2 separate regions of the Mus musculus genome follow, and region 1 is linked to region 2. The links are chromatin loops, found by intact Hi-C in ENCODE. Cell type or tissue: heart. All regions are shown on one strand. Region 1 has its middle 6.8 kb from the start of Gm33638. Region 2 overlaps Dusp4 (dual specificity phosphatase 4).

Region 1 (5,000 bases), 640 kb before region 2:
CTCCTCCTCTTCTTTTCTCCTCCTCCTCTTCTCCTCCTCTTCCTCCTCTTCTTTTCTTTTCCTCCTCTTCCTCCTCTTCTTTTCTTCTCCTCCTCCTCTTCTTCTTCCTCCTTCTCCTCCTCACAACCTCCTCCTGTTCTTCCTCCTCCTCCTCCTCTTCTTTTCTCCTCCTCCTCTTCTCCTCCTCTTCCTCCTCTTCTTTTCTTTTCCTCCTCTTCCTCCTCTTCTTTTCTTCTCCTCCTCCTCTTCTTCTCCTCCTCTCCTCCTCTTCCTCCTCCTCTTCTTTTCTCCTCCTCCTCCTCTTCTCCTCCTCTTCCTCCTCTTCCTCCTCTTCTTTTCTTTTCCTCCTCTTCCTCCTCTTCTTTTCTTCTCCTCTTCCTCTTCTTCTTCCTCCTTCTCCTCCTCCCCACAACCTCCTCCTGTTCTTCCTCCTCCTCCTCCTCCTCCTCCTCCTCCTTCTTCTTCTTCTCCTTCATCCTGTTCTTCTTCTTCTTACCATAAGTGGTCTTCTCACTAGTTCACACACTGTTGAGCTGTATTAAAAACTGAATTTTCTGTGACCTTACATAGTTTAGTGATTTTAAGTATTATATACATATTCCATAAGAAGTAAAAGTAATACAAGTTTTTTTCCCCTGTAGAAAATTCAAATAATTCAGAAGAATATCAAAGGAGAGGAAAACTTGGTGTGTCCCACTCCCTCCATTGCATCTTCCCCTTCAGCTCTGGGGACGGCCTCTCTACTTAGAAGCAAGAGGTTTCTTTGGTTAGAACTCATGCCTTCCAAACAGTTTTCATAGCAAATTTGTCTATGTCTTTCACATCATCATAGCATAATTCTAATCTGTGTATACCTTTATTGAGAGATGCTGTCTATATTTTTTATTTCTCCAATTTTTAGCAATGTAGATAGATTTTGGACACATGTTTATGCCATGGCCACTCCAGACAACGGTGTCAGATGAGTGCAGTTTTTGTTTGTTTTTGTTTTTTTCGAGACAGGGTTGCTCTGTATAGCCCTGGCTGTCCTGGAACTCATGCTATAGATCAGGCTGGCCATGAACTCAGAAATCCACCTGCCTATGTCTCCCAAATGCTGGAATTTAAGGCACGTGCCATCACTGCCTGGCCAGATGAGTGCAGTTTATATCTTCAGTGTATGTGCTGCTTGGGTTTGTAGAATATTGAGATCCATGCCGAAATGTGGACTCAGGACGTGACTGTCGGAAGACCTGCCACCTGGACACAGTCTTCCAACTTTCTGCATGGGTGGGTAACTGAGTCACGATGAAGTCCATCTTTGTCTCAGTAAGACAGCCTCCATGCTCTTCAGGGAATAAATCTAGGGTGAATAGGCAGCCATTGCTTTGGGGGGAGCCCATAACAGGGCTTTAATAAGTGGCTTCAGGAACACCCTTGCTTACAGTCTGTAGAGATCAAAGGTTGCCCAAGAGGGAGGAAGGGGGTTCTCTAGGATATCCAACAGGCTAACAGAAGGAAATGCACCTACGTTTCTCAGAAACCGTTTGGGTTCACGAATGCTGCCTTTGGGATGTTGAGGCACCTTTTACAAGAGGAAGGGGAGGATGGTGTCATGGTTAGGGTTACATCACCAAAAGCAACTCAGCGGAGAAAGGGCTTATTTAGTGTATACTTCCGCAGCACCGTTTATCATTGGAAGAAGCTAGGACCGGAGCTCAAGCAGGGCAGGAACCGGGAGGCAGGAGCTGATGCAGAGCAGGGCAGCACACATGGTGCTGGAACGGTAGCTGAAGGCTAGATCCTGGATTGTAGACTGAGAAAGAGGGAGAGAGGGAAGGAGGGAAGAAGGGAGAGAGAGAGAGAGAGAGAGAGAGAGAGAGAGAGAGAGAGAGAGAGAGAATGTGTGTGTGCAGTTTGTGTGACTGTGAGTCTGTGTGTGTGCTTGTTATGAACACAGGAGAGATTTAGGTTGTTGATATCACTGCTAATAACTGTCTGTCTGTCTGTCTTCCTTTTTTTTTTCTTTCTTGATGTTGCTGGGACCTGAACCCAGGGTCTTGCCTGTGGCAAGCATTTGTTTCAGTACTGAGTCACACACACACATACATTCAGACTTCACTACTCGCTTTTATAGCTATAGTGATTGTCATACATTAATCAATGGGTAGGGCAGTGCCTGGTTTCCATGTTATACAGTTGTTCATAATATCACCTATCGAAAATTGGAGTGCTAGAGAGATGGCTCAGCGGTTAAGGGCACTTTCTGTTCTTGCAGAAGACCCAGGTTCAGTTCCCAACACCTATATGGTGTCTTACAACAATCTGCAACTCCAGTTTCAGGAGATCCAATAACATCTTCTGACTCCTGTGGGCATCAGACATGCATATGGTACACAGTCATGCATGCAAGTAAAACACTCATACACATAAAAGAAAAATAATATGTCTTAAGAAGAAAAAGTTGTGATAAAGCAACTCATGGTAGAAAGAAAACCCACATTTGAAAACGTGTATTTCTTTGAGGCATTGGCTATCCTGGTTTCTAAGCTCATGTTTTTCTTGTGCCACTAGAGGGCAGCAATGGTCCATTTTGCAAAGTAGTACTTCCTACTGCAGGACAGTGTAATCCCTTTAACTACATTTATTTATTTCTATCTTAAACTGTTAATGTACATCAGGTTATGCTGTTGTAGACTTTCTAGGTAGATAATTTTTTTGCAGACTGTTATGAGCGATAAGTTATTTCTTCTAAAGTTACTTTTTATACAAAAAGTTCTCTGACATGGTAATAGGGGTAACATCTGCTATAAATGATGTGTGTTTGTGGTGTGTGCCCGCTTTCTTTAGGCCACATGTTGACACTGAGAGCTATCGTCAATCGATTTCCACTTTAATTTTTGAGGCAGGTTCTCTTACTGAATCTGGGACTTAAGTATTTGGCTAGGTAAGCTGGCCAGTAAAGTCCAGGGCTCCTCCTGCCTTTGCCTCCCCAGCACTGGGACTGAAGGTGGGTACACTTGCGTTTGACTTTTATGCAGGTCTGGGGATCTAGACTTAAGTTCTTTCTTTCTCTCTCTCTCTTTCTTTCTTTCTTTCTTTCTTTCTTTCTTCCTTTCTTAAGATTTATTTATTTATTATATGTAAATACACTGTAGCTGTCTTCAGATGCACCAGAAGACAGCATTAGATCCTATTATGGATGATTGTGAGCCACCATGTGGTTCCTGGGATTTGAACTCAGGACCTTCAGAAGAGCAGTCAGTGCTCTTAACCACTGAGCCATCTTTCCAGCCCCCTAGACTCAGGTTTTCATGCTGTGAGATAAACACTTTATTGACTGAGCCATCTCCCTAATCCCTAGTTTTACACTTTCAGTCATATGGGATCTGACTCTTTCCCAAATATCAAAATATATGTGTATTTGGAGTCTTTCTCAACTCTTCTGTTACTGTCTAAGCTGTCCCCGGTCACTTCAGTCCTGTGTCCTCTGACAGACAACTTGCATGAGTTAGGTCAGGTCATGCTACGCTGCAGCACAAGCCTTCCCATGTCTCCCCAGCTTGGTCACCAGGTGGCTCACACTAAGTGCTCAGTGCTAAATGGGGCATCAATCACTTCTCCAAAGCTCATGGAACCTCAGGAAGAAGGGGCAGAAAGTCTGTCTGAGCCAGAGGATGGGGAGGAGGGATGTGAAACGCTGCTGTAGGGGTGCACACAGCTATTGTACTTTTGAACTCATGATAACTATGGTTACGGGGACATGATCAAGTCAACAAGACCAGCCAGCATCCTGGCAGGCAGCACTTATAGCACTCAATGGTTGTGAAGGGGGATAGGCACACATTGAGAGGGCGTGGGGTGTGTGGGAGAGACTCTGCCGGTTCCTGGAGGAAGTGGGGGGGGGGATAGGGGGTATTTGTGGGGAGGAGGTGTGTAGACTCCTAGGAGGAGTGGATAGGGGGGTGTTATGGGACATATGATAAAGATGCATTGTTTACATGCAGAAGGTTGTGAAAGGATGAAAAAAAATCATGTTCTATTAGAAATTACAACTCTCTATTTACGCCTTAGGTCTTTCTCACCTTATTGGAGTTTTCTCATAACACTACATCTTTATATTGTATTATTCACTGGCATGTAAGATGTGCAAGGCCAGGGTGTTTTATTTTGTTTTTGTCTGTATTGTTCTGTATTCACATCACTCAAATGATTCTTGTCTCACGGTCCGCATTCAGTAAATACATCCTAAATGAATGAGTGGCCAACTAACCACATATCATTTTCCTTTTCCACAACAGCTGACTGCATATTCTGTTTAGGTAGACAAGAGGACGATGTGGATTGCAGATAGGACTTCTGTGGTTCTTCAAAAACCATAAACAGATTGCTAATATTGCTTAGTGTATTGTCATTAGAATTGGAATTATACATACAATGGTAAACCACTGGTTTTCAATGTGTGATATTATGTTCCCTGCAGAGGCAGCAGACCTCTACATTTTGGGTGGACAGAATCAGTTTTGGATGCTGAGACTAATGTCATACATACACAAGAAATATGAAAACCTGTTTTATGACCACAGTGGGGTCTCTAGTGAGACCTGAGACTAGATAGACCGGACCTAGGGGAAAACCAAATCCTTTTGTTCTATTAATGAAACAGCAATATAGTGACTCCTAAGGCAGTCTGCTATATTTGTTGATGTATATTATAAAGCCAAGGATATGTTTTATACAGTGTGGTATGGTGTGGTGGTGGGGGCATCTCTCTCCCGAGGAACCAGCCATATGATGGGTCTAGATAAAATAGAGTTTATTTGGGGAGCATAGGAAGGAGAGTTGAGGAGGGAGTAGAGGTAGACAAAGAGAAGGGACAAGGAAGGAGAGAGAGAGAGAGAGAGAGAGAGAGAGAGAGAGAGAGAGAGAGAGAGAGAGGGAGGAGGGGGAGAGGGAGAGGGAGAGAGAGAGGAACATGTGGAGGAGGGGGGAAGGGGAGAGAGAGAGAAAGGGTCAGAGAG
Region 2 (5,000 bases):
TCCGCCTGCCTCTGCCTCCCAAGTGCTGGGATTATAGGCATGTGCTACCACTGCCTGGCATGTTATGAAATTTTATCCAGAAGATGCCCAATGCCTTGGAGAGGCCCAGACTGACCATCTGATTCATGTGTCCCGGTTCCACTTTGGGACATATGCCGGAGGTTCAGTGAAAATCTGGCCCCTTCTGCGTGGAGTTAAGTTCTGGATAAAACTTGGGTCCTCTGAACCTGGTTCTTTACCACAGAGGCGCTGTGGCCATGATGATACTTGCATGAAGATGGGGCTACTAGCTAGGAGGGCCTGAGAGGAAAACATTTTAAGGCAGCTTTCCCTACACACTGAGAAATAAGAGCTCTCTCTCTCTCTCTCTCTCTCTCTCTCTCTCTCTCTCTCTCTCTCTCTCTCCCCCCCCCTCTCTCTGCATGTGCGTTTCATACCTGCAATCCCAGCATATGGGGAGTGGGAAGTCTGATTACCATGAGTTCGAGGCCAGCCTGGGTTACAAAGTGGGGACTACCCCCCGCCCCCGTGACAATATACCAGACCCAGTAAGTTTACACCATGATCAGGAAGAAGGTCACATGGACCCCTTTGGACCTTCTCTAAACGGACACGCTTTTAAAAAAATGAGCACACAGTACTACTCGGTTCTCTTCTTTGAAGTGCGGGTCAGCTGGTGTCTGGGCAGGAGTATCGCTGCCAGCACCCTCTGGAATCACCCATGGGCATGCGGCAGTGTTCCCAAGGGAATGGCTAGTGCAGGGGCTCCTGATGGTAAGTCTGGCTTCAAGCTGGCCACGGTGAATGCTGGCCCCTGTCCTTAACCTGACTGTGAGACCCCAGGTGGCTGTGTGCTGTGTGTGTAACTCTGGTGCACTTCACATGTTCGACGGGGGCTGCTCGATGCACAGGAAGTAAATGCCCTCTGTCTGGGGTATTTCAGTTCTTAGTAACTCAGGATTCACCCAAAAGGCTTTAACAGCGAGCGGCATGGCCAGGCGAGGCAAGGACTTTTCAGTTTCTTCCTCTATGTGGGTAACAACTCACCTGCACTCACCAATGTCCTTCCTGCACAGCACCCCACCCCCCATCTTTGTCCTCATAGAAACCAGCCGCAGCTTCCCAAAGACAAAAGGTGCCTGGATCAGGAACTCTGTGCCAGGGGAGATTAATCACTTACCGAGTAGGAGCAGGGGGCTGTGACAGAGGTCAGAGGAGGGCGGAAGTAGGGTGGGCGCACAGTTGATGACTCAGAAGGCTGGGATGGAATCTGTCTGCAAAGTCCAGAAAGGACCTTCAGGCCAGCGGGTCCTGTACCCTTTCTATGAAGGGAAGGGTGGGAACTTTTCCTTCTGCCGGGAGGCTATCTGGAGAGTCCTGCATTGTGACCTTGGAATCTGGGCTGCCATGCCCCACCCCCTTTATTTTTTTAAGTGAGACAGGTTGTGCCTGTTTCCTGGGTGGAAAGCATTTTGTCAGGGACTACTGTTCTTTTCTTTTTTTTTTTTTTTAAGTTTTGATTGCTTAAATGGATGTTAATAAACAAACGGGTGGTTAAAAATTTGAAGTCTTACAGAAGCACACCTAAGGGCAAATGAGCTTTGCTAATGAAGGTGTGGACTGTGGGACAGAGTTTCTTGGTAGGGACCAAGGGCCTTTGGTGACAGACCTTTATTGCTTCTTGATCCCTCAGATTCTCATCCCTGCCTTTTCGGCCTGCTTTAAGAAGAAGGATTTATAATGGGAGGGAGAGGGAGTCCTGCCCCTTGGGTGCTGTGGCCACTGAGCCCATGAATATCCATAGCTGGCATCACCAGGTCTGCAGGCTTTTCCGCCTGGGAGGCTGGTCACTGTGACTCAGCAGGAAGAACTTTGACCAGAGATAGACTTTTATATCCGGAGGGAGCGGGCAGAGAGCAAGCCAAACCTCCGGTCAGAGAGGAAAAAAAATGGGTTCCCTGCTTCTGAAAGCCCTGTGATGTGGCGAGAGTTCTTTATCTCAGAAGCAGCAGGAAGCAGTTTTCTCGGGTTAGGATTTAGGGGCCTGGCACTTGGCTAAACTGGTCACATGTCACCCCTTTAGTTGAACAGCTGGAAGGCACAGTGCCAGAGGTGACTTTCTAGCGGGGCCGGGCACAGAGAAGGAGCGAGCCACCTACATACGCACCTACCATTTTAGCCCATTGTGTGGGTACCTCTGTGAGAGTGGTTGATCCCTGACGTGTAGAATGTTTTTGAATTGCTAATAGTTTCTAGTCCTGGAGGTTCCTACTGTTCTGCATCTTGGTCTCAGGTCCTTGTGGAACAGCACCCAGCTGTACCAGACAACTGGCACTATCTTTGTCACAAAACCCTTCCTTCCGCAGAAGACACAGTGATAACCTTTGCCAGGCTCCTCATCCACACTCAGGTCATAAAAACCCTTCCTTGCTCCAACCTGTGTGGCAGGGTTGGTTTGTGTGTTGGAAGTCAGTTTCCTCTTGTGATCCTGTTGGTAAAGACAGTGCTTGTGGTATCTGCTCCAACCGAAGGAAGGGCTCCTGGCAGGGTATCTTAGCCCCCACCTCCGATTCTTTCCCCCATCAGAAGGGACTGGTGATGGCAGGAATCCTCACTAGGCTAGAGGAGGACACATCTGGTTTGCTGGTTGCCTAAGTGCTAAGTGCTCATGGGTCCCTCGTTGTACGCGGTGGTATTCTAGAAAGTCCTTCTGGCACATCCGTGTGTACATCTTTCTTTGTGTATTTTTATCTCTGCCCGGAAAGTCCCTAGCATCCTTTCTTCCTTGATACTGTCCTCTGTTGTCCGACCCAACAAACCTCTGAGAAAATGCTCCGGCCGTCATTATCTCTAGACCCACAGCGCCACCTAGTGGCGTAAGCTCCCCTTAGCCTGGTGGGATTGTTGTTCCTCCTTTCTTTCTGGCTCCGCGTCTCCACTGACCAGAACCACTTTTCTCCTTTACAGGTGGCTATGAGAGGTTTTCTTCTGAATACCCAGAATTCTGCTCTAAAACCAAGGCCCTGGCCGCCATCCCACCCCCTGTACCTCCCAGCACCAATGAGTCCTTGGACCTGGGCTGCAGCTCCTGTGGAACCCCGCTGCACGACCAGGTATGTGTACCCCGGTTCAGGCAGTGCAGGAGAACACGAAGGAACCGCTTGAGCCATTGAATACATGCTCACCCACCCTTCCCATCCGATGGACCGGGGATAAAGAGTCCACCGCCTCTGTCCATAAAGTATCCTTACATCATGCTACCATCTCTCCTAGTATAAGACATCTTTTCTCAGATGTGTTCATTGTAGACGTAACCCAGCCAAACAGATCCATCAGCAGTGTGAACTCCCATTGTGGCCGAGTGTGCCTCATGGTCAGTCAGTGTACTGCCAGGGTTGTCACGGGAAGGTGGCTGGCTGGTGCCCATAAGACCAGACCAGACCCTGTTTCTGACCCCTGGAGTCGCGCTGAACTCAAGCCAGGGAAGGAAGAGCCAGAAAAGCTCTGCCTGTCAGTACCCCCCACTCCCACTCCTACACCACCCCCCCCCCCCGGTCTAGAAAGCCTTTCCGTCCCTGGTTCCGGCACTTCAGCCCTGCATCACTCATGTTTTGCCTATGTCTTTCTGCTTTTTCTTGCTGCAGGGGGGCCCCGTGGAAATCCTCCCTTTCCTCTACCTCGGCAGTGCCTACCATGCTGCCCGCAGGGACATGTTGGATGCCCTGGGGATCACGGCCCTCCTGAATGTCTCTTCAGACTGTCCCAATCACTTTGAGGGTCATTACCAGTACAAGTGCATCCCCGTCGAAGACAACCACAAGGCCGACATCAGCTCCTGGTTCATGGAAGCCATCGAGTACATCGGTAGGCTGCCCTCCAACTTCAGGGGAACCAGGGGGGGACCCAGGGACTGCTGGTGGGGATTTTAGGCGTTAGGCGCAGGCTGTGACACTCCCCTTGTATTTTGTCGTTGCTCTCACCAAATATTTGATTAAAAACCAACTAAAGGGTGGGATTGATTGACTCTGGCTTGCAGTTTAAGAAGAATGTAGTCTGTCCTTGTGGGGAAGACCTGGTGGTGACTGGTGCAGCCAGGAAGCCAAGCCAGGTTATCAACCCTCACTCAGGGCCTGCCCCTAGCTAATCTGTTCCTCAGCATGGCTGCCCCTCCTGTAGGTTTCATGGTCTTCCCCTCTGCCCCCCAACTCCCACCGCAGTGGGCCTGTGGGGATTTCAACTGAAATACTAGAAAGGCCCAGGCCACTCATGGGGGGTGGTGGGGGGGGGACGGGGACAGGGACAGACGACACACTTGTGTGGTGGGAATTGAAAGTCATTATTGAGGCCTGGCTGGAGAGCCTGTCACTTCCTCAAATGGAAAGTGTACCGTGTGTACAAAGTAAGGCTTTTGCATGGTGAGGAAGTCAGGAGGAAACTGGAGTCACTGCTCTCTTTGATCTGATGGCTCTGCCATGTGACTTCCCTGCTTTTAAAAAATCTTTCTGTTGTTTAAAAGATACACGGGGTGGGGGGGGGGGAAGGGAGCTGGAGAGATGGCACAGCAGTCAAGAGCATTCACTGCTCTTCCGAAGGTCCTGAGTTCAAATCCCAGCAACCACACGGTGGCTCACAAGCATCTGTAATGAGATCTGACCCCTTCTTCTGGTGTGTCTGAAGACAGCTACAGTGTACTTTTTTATAATAATAAATCTAAAACGACAACAAAACCCACTGGGTTGAGTGGGATACCTTGTCTTCATCTTCGGTCTAGCGTAGCTGACCTTCCCATAGTAGCGCCCCTCATCCCACTGTGTGTATGTGTTTGTGACGATGTCTTGGCTTCTGTCACATGCACCTGCTAGTGGCGAATCCCTGAAGCCCGCCAAGGTCCCTAATCACATGCCACTTTCTGCCGCAGACGCAGTAAAGGACTGTCGAGGGCGAGTGCTGGTTCACTGCCAGGCCGGCATCTCCCGATCAGCCACCATCTGCCTGGCCTA

Evidence for each region. Peaks named below come from ENCODE experiments on the same cell type or tissue, not always from the same donor. Only the 100,000 strongest peaks of a DNase experiment are listed, where the experiment ranks them.
Region 1: it touches region 2 in a loop (6-fold over the local background); 40 of 42 quality-filtered maps call a loop at or near these places.

What each region holds. Positions count from the first base shown.
Region 1 is chr8:34,177,527-34,182,526 of GRCm38, forward strand. No RefSeq gene overlaps it. Among named protein-coding and RNA genes, the nearest start is that of Gm33638, 6.8 kb to the left of the region's middle. In heart, a CTCF peak has its summit at 2,552 (motif pointing right); no DNase peak of the experiment used is centred here; H3K27me3 peaks cover 754 bases.
Region 2 is chr8:34,813,480-34,818,479 of GRCm38, forward strand. It overlaps Dusp4 (dual specificity phosphatase 4), which reads left to right. Exons shown (of 4, transcript NM_176933.4): 2 at 2,968-3,113; 3 at 3,645-3,864; 4 at 4,919-5,000. Among named protein-coding and RNA genes, the nearest start is that of Dusp4, 8.4 kb to the left of the region's middle. In heart, a CTCF peak has its summit at 2,871 (motif pointing left); DNase peaks (open chromatin) are centred at 2,032 and 2,952; H3K4me3 peaks cover 2,018 bases; H3K27ac peaks cover 2,617 bases.